Regions from separate parts of the Homo sapiens genome. Here all the other regions are linked to region 1. The links are chromatin contacts, found by Hi-C or POLR2A ChIA-PET in ENCODE. All regions are on one chromosome and are shown on one strand. Each heading gives the region's core, a stretch centred on a gene start or an enhancer-like site at or near the end of the contact. The rest is flanking DNA. Distances are from core to core; before and after follow the strand shown. Region 1 holds the start of RAB40C (RAB40C, member RAS oncogene family). Region 2 overlaps RAB11FIP3 (RAB11 family interacting protein 3). Region 3 has its middle 6.1 kb from the start of GNG13.

The links. Hi-C counts contacts between places; a loop is a spot of excess contacts on that map. ChIA-PET counts read pairs that join two places held with the same protein, here RNA polymerase II (POLR2A). Pooled maps may share reads with other maps.
Region 2: a loop to region 1 is called in a pooled map, with 2.9 times the contacts of the local background. The contact joins the enhancer-like site here to the promoter of RAB40C in region 1. A Hi-C loop is called at or near these places in 2 of 50 pooled maps. POLR2A ChIA-PET finds 5 or more read pairs at or near these places in 2 of 52 experiments (BJ and Caco-2).
Region 3: a loop to region 1 is called in a map of CD8-positive, alpha-beta T cell, with 4 times the contacts of the local background. The contact joins the enhancer-like site here to the promoter of RAB40C in region 1. A Hi-C loop is called at or near these places in 1 of 168 maps with a recorded cell type or tissue (CD8-positive, alpha-beta T cell), 2 of 37 single-sample maps with no recorded cell type and 9 of 50 pooled maps. POLR2A ChIA-PET finds 5 or more read pairs at or near these places in 1 of 52 experiments (GM12878).

What each region holds. Positions count from the first base shown.
Region 1 is chr16:587,961-591,708 of GRCh38, forward strand. It overlaps RAB40C (RAB40C, member RAS oncogene family), which reads left to right and starts at 2,106. Exons shown (of 6, transcript NM_021168.5): 1 at 2,106-2,473. The coding sequence starts at 2,332. RefSeq lists enhancers at 427-626, 749-1,622 and silencers at 967-1,276, 1,597-1,656, 1,667-1,716, 1,787-1,906, 1,997-2,316.
Region 2 is chr16:450,073-453,809 of GRCh38, forward strand. The region is part of intron 1 of RAB11FIP3 (RAB11 family interacting protein 3); the gene reads left to right. Among named protein-coding and RNA genes, the nearest start is that of RAB11FIP3, 26 kb to the left of the region's middle. Within about 2 kb of position 1,724, at least 3 of the 41 ENCODE cell types and tissues checked have a DNase peak (open chromatin) inside an H3K27ac peak, as active enhancers do.
Region 3 is chr16:804,926-808,769 of GRCh38, forward strand. No RefSeq gene overlaps it. Among named protein-coding and RNA genes, the nearest start is that of GNG13, 6.1 kb to the left of the region's middle. RefSeq lists a silencer at 2,623-2,832 and an enhancer at 2,913-3,142. Within about 2 kb of position 2,211, at least 33 of the 41 ENCODE cell types and tissues checked have a DNase peak (open chromatin) inside an H3K27ac peak, as active enhancers do; they include CD8-positive, alpha-beta T cell and GM12878, where a contact is called at or near this core.

The DNA.
Region 1 (3,748 bases), core at 856-3,355:
ACATGCCTGGCTCATTTTTGTATTTTCAGTGGAGAGGGGGTTATCACGATGTTGGCCAAGCTGGTCCTGACCTCAGGTGATCCACCCACCTCAGCCTCCCAAAGTGCTGGGATTACAGGCATGACCCACCGTGCCCGGCCTCAGAAAGCGTTTCTGATTTATGTTCTCAGGAAAGGAGGAGACGGCTGCTCACCACTATCCACCCCCCGCTTCCAGGCAGTCTCAGAAACCGAGGAGGAAACATCACATCTTTGGTGCTTCCCGTCCCTGGAGTGAGGGGCCTCAGGGACTTCACAGCCAGGGCTCAAGTCTGGGCACAATGACCTCTGAGCAGAAGAGGCTCTCCCTGACCCGCCAGGTTGTTTCCGGGTTAATGCCTGGGGAACTTGGCAAGGCGCCATCTCTACAAAAAATACAAAAGGTAGCCGGGCATGGTGGCGCCTGTAGTCCCAGCTACTCGGGAGGCTGAGGCTGGAGGATCGCTTGTGCCGGGGAGGTAGAGGCTGCAGTGAGCCGAGATCGCGCTACTGCACTGCAGCCTGGGCGACAAAGGGAGACCCTGTTTCAAAAAAGAAAAAACTGGTGCGTCGATGTGGTCGCCGCTTAGTCAGGCCATGTCTTCAGCTCTGGGGGACGGGAGGTCACTGGAGGTGTGGGGCTGCCCGTCCTGGCGTCCCTCTGTGTAAGCAGCACCTGCTCCCGGAGGCACAGCCCTGGTCGGGGCCCCTCTGGAGGAGGGTTCTTGCCGGGCTCTGCTCCTCGCCGGCGGGGCAGACGTGACGGGCTCCGCACCCGGTCTGGAGAGGGCTGCGCTGGGTCGGCGCTGACGTTACTGCTTTTACTTACGACTGTAACAGCGCTACTGAACGCAGAGCACGTATCACAAAGCTCACCCGTTCCGAGTGAGTAACTTCACCGAGAGAGGCAGGACCATCCCCACGACGGTAGGACCTTCTCGTCACCCCAGAAAGAACCACGTGCCCACTCAACCCCCGACCCCACGCCGGGGCCCGCGGACGCAGCCGCCTCGCTCGCCCACGCACCTGCGGCAGCCGGGCCCGGCAGGGACGAGGGCTCGGCGGCGCCCCCGGGAAGAGCGCGGTCCGGGCCCTGGGTCCCCGTCCAGGAGGCGCCGCTGCCGCAGTGAGCACGTCGGGCCGGGTCTTGAGCTCGCGCCGGCCGCGCTCCCCGCGTCCCGAGCTGTGGCGGCCGCGTCCCCGGGCGGAAGGCTCACGCTCGGTGACGCCGCGCTGTCCCAGAACCTCAGCGACTTTGCAGACTCACTGGTGACCCAACGGTGCGCCCCGCCGCCGCCGGGCGGAAGTCCCGCCCCTGCCCCGGAGAGGAAGTTCCGCCTCATCGAGCGCCGATTGGCCGCACCGCCTTAGAGAGGACGCGCCCGGGGCCACCCCGCCGCTCCCTCCGAGGGTTCTGCGGAAGCAGGCGGCACAGCCTGCGAGGGGCTTTCGTTTCCCGGACTCAGCCGCATCGCCTCGGCTCGGGCGCGCCTGCATCCTGCCGCCCGTCCGCGCGTTGAAGGGGCGGATACAAACAACGTGGACTTCCGAGCCCCTGATTGGCGAGCGTGTAGGAAAGGGGCGGGGTTAGCAGAGCCGTGATGGACATGCAAGCGACCCAATGGCGCCGGCGACGGGGCGGGCGAGGACAACGGCGTTGTGGGCCGGGGGCGGGGCGGCCGGCGGCTCTGGGATTTCTCTGGGAGGCAGCCGCAGGGAAGGGAATGATCTTGGTGAACTTATAATCGAACCAATGGTTCCGGGAAAGCAGGAGGCGAGTGGCCAATGGCGACGGCGATGAGGCAGGCGTCCGCTGTCTCCGCAACGCCGTGTGGGAAAGGCGGGGGAGGGGCGGTCATGACAGACGTGCAGACAGGCCAATGGCTGAGGGAAGGAGGGCGGCGGGCGACCTCTGGTGACTACGGGAAGGCAGGGCGGGGTGGTGAAGAGGCGGTGCGACCGGAGGTCTGGCGGCGCCGTGTGGAACGCCGTGAGGGCGGGGAAGTCGTGACGGACGGGCGGGTGGGCCAATGGGCTCGGGAGGGCGGGCGAAGGGTGGCCAATGGCGGCGGCGCGGCCGGGGGTGGGGCGGCGCGGCGGCCCTGGTGGTGCGGGAAGCGGCGGGGCGGCGGCGAGGCTGAGGTGCGCCCGGGCGCGGGCGGGGCGGGGCCGGCGCTGGGCTTCGGGCGCGCCCACTCGGCCGCCGTGGGGCGGACGCAACGGGCGCAGGTGCGGGGCGCGGGCTCTCTCACGCCGCGGCCTCACCCGGCGGTGCTTCGGCAGGCGGCCGGCGCGGGGCGCAGGCGGCGCGGCCATGGGCTCGCAGGGCAGTCCGGTGAAGAGCTACGACTACCTGCTCAAGTTCCTGCTGGTGGGCGACAGCGACGTGGGCAAGGGCGAGATCCTGGAGAGCCTGCAGGACGGCGCGGCAGAGTCCCCGTACGCCTACAGTAACGGTAAGGCCCGGCCCGCGGCGCGCGCTGCTACGCGGGGCCCGAGCCCGGCGAGCTGGGCACGGAGCTCGCCCTCGGCCCGGCCCTTCCAAGCGCCGCCGAACGTTCCCAGGAACGCCTTTGCCTGGCTTCCAGACTCGGTAGCTCGGTGGCTGCGGGGTGCCCGTGCTCCAGTCCCGAGGTGACGCCGGGGGGCAGGAGGACGGACCAGAGGGACGCGCCCAGCGGGGACGGTGCCATGGACCCGGGGTCTGGGGGACGGTGTCACGGGTCCGGGATCTCAGGGGAAGGTGTCATGGGTCCGGGATCTGGAGCCCAGGGGAAGGTGTCATGGGTCCTAGAGAAGGTGTCATGGGCCTGGGGAAGGTGTCATGGGTCTAGGATCATCTGGGGTCCGAGGGAAGGTGTCATGGGCTCGGGGGAAGGTGTCGTGGGCCGGAGGGAAGGTGTCATGGGTGCAGGATCTGGGGTCTGGGAGAAGGTGTCATAGGTCCGAGGGAAGGTGTCATGGGTCCAGGATCTGGGGTCCGGGGAAAGATGTCATGGTCCCGGTAGAAGGCGTCATGGGCCAAAAGGAAGGTGTCATGGGTCTAGGATCATCTGGGGTCCGAGGAAAGGTGTCATAGATCTGGGGGAAGGCATCATGGTCCTAAGGGAAGCTGTCATGGGTCTGGGATCATCTGGGGTCCGAGGGAAGGTGTCATAGATCTGGGGAAAGGTGTCATGGGTCTGGGATCTCAGGGGAAGGTGTCATGGGCCTAAGGGAAGGTGTCATGGTCTGGGATCTCAGGGGAAGGTGTCATGGGTCTAGGATCATCTGGGGTCTGAGGGAAGGTGTCATAGATCTGGGGGAAGGCATCATGGTCCTAAGGGAAGGTGTCATGGGTCTGGGATCATCTGGGGTCCGAGGGAAGGTGTTATAGATCTGGGGAAAGGTGTCATGGGCCCGGGGAAGGTGTCACGGACCCAGGTCTGGTGGCAGGTGCTGCTGGGCTGCTCTTGGGACCCTGTCTCGAGCGTGCACAGATGACAGGTCCTTATAGGCACGCTGTTCCCCTGAGGTATTTGCTTACTGCTGAGGGAGTCAACGCTTTGTGCTAGAAGAAAATACCTCTGTAATGAGTTACTGAACATTTGTTTTGTTTTGTTTTCTTTTCTTTTCTTTCTTTTTTTTTTTTTTGAGACGGAGTCTCACTCTGTCGCCAGGCTGGAGTGCAGTGGCACAATTTCAGCTCACTGCAACCTCCGCCTCCTGGGTTCAAGCGATTCCCCTGTCTC
Region 2 (3,737 bases), core at 474-2,973, 140 kb before region 1:
GTCTTGGCACACCTTCCTTGACAACATGGAAGCCAGGTCACTACCCAGGCCACCTACAAGGAAGTTCACCATTTGACCTGCCGAACGTGCACAACAAACTTTTTTTCTCTTTCTTGAGACAGGGTCTCACTCTGTCGCCCAGGCTGGAGTGCAGTGGAACAATCTTGGTATACTGCAACCTCTGCCTCCCGGGCTCAAGCGATCCTTCTGTCTCACCCTCCCGAGTAGCTGGGACCACAAGCATGCACCACCATGCCCAGCTCTGGCTAATTTTTTGTATTTTTGGTAGATATTTTTGTATTTTTGTTTCACTGTGGTGCCCAGGTCAGTTTCGAACTCCTGACCTCAAGTGATCCCCTGGCCTCCAAAAGTGCTGGGATGACAGATGTGACCCACCACGCCCAACCAAGTATTGGATAACTTTTTAGTTTCTTTTTCTTCCTCCTTTACTTCCGCTCAGGGGTCTAGGTCTGAGTCAGGGCTTGAGGGTGTCCCCATGGGGGCTGGTGTTACCCAGGACACTGCAGCGGCTAGCAGGGCTTGGCTGGGCTGGCGAATGAGGGCCCCACTTCTCTTTTTTGTACAGGGAAGGGACCGAGGATCTGAGTGACATCTGTAGGTCAGAGGGCATGCTGACCTTGAAAGCAAGGTGGGAATGGAGTTCTATGAGCTGAGGAGTCCCAGCTGGCTCGCATTCTAGAGAAGCGCCATAAAGGGAGTCTATTCATTAGCCCCAGGGAGAGAGCCTCCCGCTCCCTCCCTCCCCGCCCCCCACCCCACCCCACCCTTAGGAGCTGCTCACCTTCCCCTCGCCTGGGGCACACACCTGCTTCTCCAGGGACCAGACCTGAAGTGCAGGAAGGAGCCCCGCGGCCTTCTGTTACCGCAGCGCTCTGCCTGCCATCGTTGAATGTGTGGACTCTTTGGTTGCTTTCATAAATTCTGTTTTATTTCCTCATCATGTTTGCTGAAAGCTTGAATGTATCCACTTGGCTGTTTTCCAAGTATTCTCATGTGCATTTTAAGAGTCTCCTGTCTTTAAAATAATGTGGAGGCAGCTCTGAATATACTAAAACCATTGAATTGTACCCTTCAGATGGGTGATTTTGTGGTATGTGAATTTTATTTCAATGAAGCTGTTAACAGAAATAGTACAGAGTCCGTACTGTTGTGTTTTCTGGAGCACCTGGAGTCCCCTCTGTCCCTGGCCATCCCTCCTTCCCCACACCTCACCCCTGTACCTCACCTTCCCCACCCCCCTGCCTCACCCCTGCACCTCACCCTCCCCACGCTTCCCGTATCAGGGAGCTTCTTAAACACAGAATGGGGTGTTAAGATGATTGGAGGGCAGCAGCCTATTGGAATCCCGATGAACGTGGAAAGGTGTCAGGGAGGGGTAGCTGTGGTGTGGAGGAGCCCCACATTTTCGTCCCTGTCTTGTCACAAAGAAGGAGCCCATCGCTGTGATTAGAAGGACTTAGGCCGGGCATGGTGGCTCACACCTGTAATCCCAGCACTTTGGCAGGCTGAGGCAGGTGGATTACCTGAGGTCAGGAGTTCAAGACCAGCTGGCCAACATGGAGAAACCCCGTCTCTACTAAAAATACAAAAAATTAGCCAGGCATGGTGGTGTGTGCCTATAATCCTAGCTCCTTGGGAGGCTGAGGCAGGAGAATTGTTTGAACCAGGGAAGCGGAGGTTACAGTGACCCGAGATCACACCATTGCACTCCAGTCTGGGCGACAGAGCAAGACTCTCTCTCAAAAACAAACAAAGGAAAAAAACAAACAAAAAGGCCGGGGCTCGGTGGCTCATGCCTGTAATCCCAGCACTTTGGGAGGCCGAGGCGGTGGATTGCCTGAGGTCAGGAGTTGGAGACCAGCCTGGCTAAGATAGTGAAACCCCATCTTTACTAAAAATACAAAAATTAGCTGGGCGTGATGGCAGGCGCCTGTAATCCCAGCTACTCGGGAGGCTGATGAGGGAGAATCATTTGAACCTCGGGAGGGCAGATGTTGCAGTGAGTTGAGATCGCGCCACTGTACTCCAGCCTGGGCGACAAGAGTGAAACTCCTTAAAAAAATAAAAAGGAAACAAACAAACAAACAAAAAATCAGCTGGGCATAGTGGTGGGGGCCTGTAGTCCCAGGTACTTGGGAGGCTGAGGCAGGAGAATTGCTTGAACCTGGGTGGCTGATATTGCAGTGAGGCAAGATCATGCCACTGCACTCCAGCCTGGGTGATAGAGTGAGACTCCATCTTAAAAAAGGAAACAAAAAAAAGCCACAAAGAAGGACTTAGAATTGGGTGCTAAGCAGGCCTCTTCCTACTGATAGGTGGACACATCTATTTCTTTATTATTATTATTATTATTATTTTTGAGACAGAGTCTTGCTCTGTTGCCCAGGCTGGAGTGCGGTGGCATGATCTCGGCTCACTGCAAGCTCCGCCTCCCCTGTTCACGCCATTCTCCTGCCTCAGCATCCCGAGTAGTTGGGACTACAGGCGCCCGCCACCACGCCCGGCTAATTTTTTGTATTTTTAGTAGAGATGGGGTTTCACCATGTTAGCCAGGATGGTCTCGATCTCCTGACCTCGTGATCTGCCCGCCTCGGCCTCCCAAAGTGCTGGGATTACAGGCGTGAGCCACCGCGCCTGGCCTATTTCTTTATTTTTTAATTTTTTTTTATTTTTTATTTTTGAGACGGAGTCTCGCTCTGTTGCCCAGGCTAGAGTGCAGTGAGCGATCTTGGCTCACTGCAAGCTCCACCTCCCGGGTTCAAGTGATTCTCGTGCCTCAGCATCCCGAGTAGTTGGGACTACAGGCGCCCGCCACCACGCCCGGCTAATTTTTTGTATTTTTAGTAGAGATGGGGTTTCACCATGTTAGCCAGGATGGTCTCGATCTCCTGACCTCGTGATCTGCCCGCCTCGGCCTCCCAAAGTGCTGGGATTACAGGCGTGAGCCACCGCGCCTGGCCTATTTCTTTATTTTTTAATTTTTTTTTATTTTTTATTTTTGAGACGGAGTCTCGCTCTGTTGCCCAGGCTAGAGTGCAGTGAGCGATCTTGGCTCACTGCAAGCTCCACCTCCCGGGTTCAAGTGATTCTCGTGCCTCAGCCTTCTGAGTCGCTGGGACTACAGGTGCCCGCCACCACGCCTGGCTAAATTTTTGTATTTTTAGTAGAGACAGGGTTTCTCCGTGTTAGCCAGGATGGTCTCAATCTCCTGACTTCGTGATCCACTCGCCTTGGCCTCCCAAAGTGTTGGGATTACAGGTGTGAGCCACCATGCCCGGCCTGGCCACATCTATTTCTGATGGATAAAAGTGGATTCCTGAATATGTGATATGCCTCTCTGGGGACCTGTGGAATGACATTTTGCATGTCAGACCAGCACAGTGCTTTTATTCTAGACTTTTCTAAACCTTCCCCTCTAAACCAGGGAAAGCGAGTCGGTTCCCCGGTTCCTCATCATGGGTAATCAGAACAGATCTCTGATTTAGGAAGTTGGTTTTTTTTTTTTTTTTTTTTTGAAGCAGAGTTTTGCTCTTGTTGCCCAGGCTGGAGTGCAGTGGCGCGATCTTGGCTCACTGCAACCTCTGCCCCCTGGGTTCAAGCGATTCTTCTGCCTCAGCCTCCCCAGTAGCTGGGATTACAGGCGCCTGCCACCACGCCCAGCTAATTTTGTATTTTTTTTTAAGTAGAGGCGGGGTTTCACCATGTTAGCCAGGCTG
Region 3 (3,844 bases), core at 961-3,460, 220 kb after region 1:
CTTGCTTTGGGATGACTAGGCTGGGTGCAGTGGCTCACACCTGTCATTCCAGCACTTTGGGAAGCTGAGGCTAGAGGATCCCTTGAGCCTGGAAGGTGGAGGCTGCAGTGAACTGTGATCATGCCACAGCTCACAACAGGGAGACCTTGTCTCAAAAAAAAAAAGGGATGACAAAGGTCCCGTGATTTTGCCTAAGGACACCTAGAAGTTAAGACGGTGTGTTCTGGCCTCTGGCTGTCCCCACGGCTTCATTCAAACATCCCGGGCTGGGTGGCCACCACTGTAAGTGCATCAGGGCCCAAGGACCCGCCTGTACCTCTAACCACAGGACATGCTGTGAATCCAGGTTGGCCTCTAAGACCCTGGATGGGTCACGCCACAGCCCATCAGGGATCCTGGGACCCCCAGTGCAGGGGATGGCCCTGCTGCTGCTTCCGGGGCTAGGGAAACCACAGAATGTCCAGTCTTCCAAATCTGATTGGCAAATGGGTTTGGCAGAGCCTAGCCAGATGCTAGGATGGCCCGAACTGACCAGAAGCCCCCGTGCAGAGGTGGCTGCTGGGGACAGCCAGGTCACCCCAACACGGGTGGGGCAGCTGCACACCCCACTTACCACCCCATGGGTCACAGGCCTCGAACGTGCATCCTGCTACGTGGAGACCAGACCACAGGTGGCCAAGCTCCGTCTCGGGAAATAAGCCTGGGGCCCTGGGCGGCCGGCACTCACTTCCTGGCTATCTCTACCACCCCATGGGGCAGGAAGACACCCGCCTGCATTTCTGAGCTCCCAACCAGCTCAGGAACAGCGCAGCCGCTCGCAAATGCAGTGTGCGAGGTACAGACCGTTCCAGGGCCTGGCCTGCGCCCACAGGGAACTCCTGCCATGCGGGCCCCTTCTCACAAGGGGACACCGCCCACCCCCAACCCCTGGGGCCCAGAGCAGCCCCAGAACAGACACAAGCATCCCAAAAAGGGGGTCACTGGGGTAGATGCACACATCTGGGGACCCTGTGTGTCATCCCAAGTGGGCCATAGCCCTGGGCATCTGGTCTTAGGTCCCAGGGCTTTGCCAGCAGAAGCCTCCAGGTGTGCAGGGTCTGTGCTAGAGGCCTCCAACCGGCCACCATGGGCTGTCCACCCGTGTGGCAGCACCCGGGTCCCTGCAGCGCCTGAGACTCCTCGCACTCAGTGGACAGCAGAGCGCCCCTGAGCAGCCTCGGTATCTGCAGATGCACAAGGCTGGCTGGGGCAGAAGCAGGGGAGGGAGGGGCTCTGAGGAAGGCGCCTGCGTCCCCACAGATCAATCACTTGATGTTTGACATGACCTGCAAACGTTTTATTTGCAAAATACAGAGAGTAGACGACAGGAAGTAGCGGCTTACACCTGTAATCCCAGCACTTATGGAGGCCAAGGCGGGAGGATCCCTTGAGCTCAGGAGTTGGAGACCAGCCTGGACAACAAAGTGAGACCCTGTCTCTACAAAAAAATACAAAAATTAGCTGGGTGTGGTGGTGCGCACCTGTGGTCCCAGCTATTGGAGAGGCTGAGGTGGGAGGATTGCTTGAGCCTGGGAGGTGGAAGCTGCAGTGAGCTGAGATAATGTCACTGCACTCCAGCCTGGGCAACAGAGTGAGACTCTGTCTCAAAAAAAGTTGAGGCCGGGCATGGTGGCTCACATATGTAATCCCAGCACTTTGGGAGGCCAAAGTGGGCAGACCACCTGGCCAACATGGTGGAAACCTGTCTCTACTAAAAATACAAAAATTAGCCAGGGGTGGTGGCCTGCGCGCCTGTAGTCCCAGTTACTCGGGAGGCTGAGGCAGGAGAATCACTTGAACCCAGGAGGTGGAGGTTGCAGTGAGCCGAGATCATGCCATTGCACTCCAGCCTGGGCAACAGAGGGAGACTCCATCTCAAAAAAAAAAAAAAAAAAAAAAAAAAAATGTTTGGGCCGGGGGCGGTGGCTCACGCCTGCAATCTCAGCACTTTGGGAGGCGGAGGCAGGCGGATCACGAGGTCAGGAGGTTGAGACCATCCTGGCCAACACGGTGAAACCCTGTCTCTACTAAAAAAAATATACAAAAAAATTAGCCAGGTGTGGTGGCGGGCGCCTCTAGTCCCAGGTACTCGGGAGGCTGAGGCAGGAGAATGGCGAGAACCCGGGAGGCGGAGCTTGCAGTGAGCCGTGATCGCGCCGCTACACTCCAGCTTGGGTGACAGAGCGAGACTCCGTCTCAAAAAACAAAACAAAACAAAACAAAACAAAAACAAGTTTGGAGCCACGCGGCCACAAGCCTCTTAAGGACGCCTGGAGCTCCCAGAGCCCCCAGGAGCTCAAAGAGGCAGGAAGGGTCCTCCCTATAGCCTCTGGAGGGATCGTGGCCCCCATTACCTTTTCAAAATGTCACCTCTCCCCGCGGTGTGACCCTCGAAAGCTAGACGTGCCCAGGAGGCAGCAGCCCAGGCCCCGCACCTTCCCTCCCGCTCCCTCTGGCCGCCGGGCCTCAGCCAGCGCTGCTCCCTGACCCGCCTGTGCCCTCGCCAGGGCCCCTCGCCGCCGCCTCCTGCCGCCTCCCGATATGGCCAAACACCCGGGCGCGAGCCCCGCGTGCAGGCGCCGGGCCTGGGCCCCTGTGGCCGTCCCGCCAGCGGCCGTCTTCTGTCCCTGCATTTAGAGAAGGGGGATGGCAAAGGGACCCGCCAGCGGATCCCTCTTACAGGTGGGGAAACTGAGGTAAGACGGTCAGGGCTGGCCCCAGGGCGTGGCGGGCCCTCGGGGCAGTCGCCCAGACCACCCGGACGGCCCCGCTCGCAGCCTTCGCCCGCCCCGGCCAACTTTTCAACCGACCGTCGCGCGCCGTTTACTTCCGCCTTGGGAGATAATTTCCGGGTCCCGGCAGGAAAGGGTCAGCCGCGCACGGTGGCCGCCCGCGTGACGTCAGCGCTCGTCGCAGCCATCTTGGCTCCTGGCAGCGGCTGCCCAGGCCTCGGTCGTGGGCTGGGCGGCCATGTTGGAGTCGGGCAGGGCTCTCATATCCGGTCACTCTCCACTGGCGATGATCGATTGCATTTGACGGACGCGACGCTGGTCGAGAGTCGCTCGCGTTGCTCGACGTTTTCTGCAACTCCAGGACCGTAAAATATCTCGAAGACGGCGAAAGTCGCAGACCCCTGCAGAATCAGATGATCCAGAAGGATGCCCGCTGTCTTTTTGGTCCATTTCAGTTGTAAACCAAGAAGTAGCCGGGACAGGCCTCGGTGGGCTTCGGAGCGTGGCTCGGCAAGGTCGAGGTCGCGCCTGGGGGGACAGGTCGATGCCTTTCTCCAGAGATGGTTTTGAGGCCTCCGTATTTAAAGGGGGAAAGCGGGCTGCGGGGTAAGGAAGGCTCCGGTCCTGTTTCTGAGCCCACGGTGGGAAGAGAAAAGGAGGGGCGGGGGGTGGGGGGCTGGGGTCGCCGATGATGCGTCCGCAAGATGAGGGCAATGGAGAGTGAGATCTGACCTCGCGTCTGTAGTTACCTGCCCAACAACACAGGGAGAGGCAGTAACTTGACCGGCTCCGTCTTCGGCTTCGTTCTGTCCTTTTGGCAGCCTGAATTGGGGTCCTGAGCTTTTACTTTCACACCGTCCTCCACAGTTTCCTAAATGGGATCTGGAATGCTTCTTCCCTGGCACGCCTGTGAGATCTGAGGCAGAAGCCAGTGTACAGAAACAGGTGTCGCATCAGTAGGCATTCTCCAGAGGCCGACCAATATATTGGAGAGACGGATTAATAGACGGATGATAGTGGGTTTGTCAGGGGAATTGGCCCATGCGGTTAGGGAGGCCGAGAAGTCCCGGGAG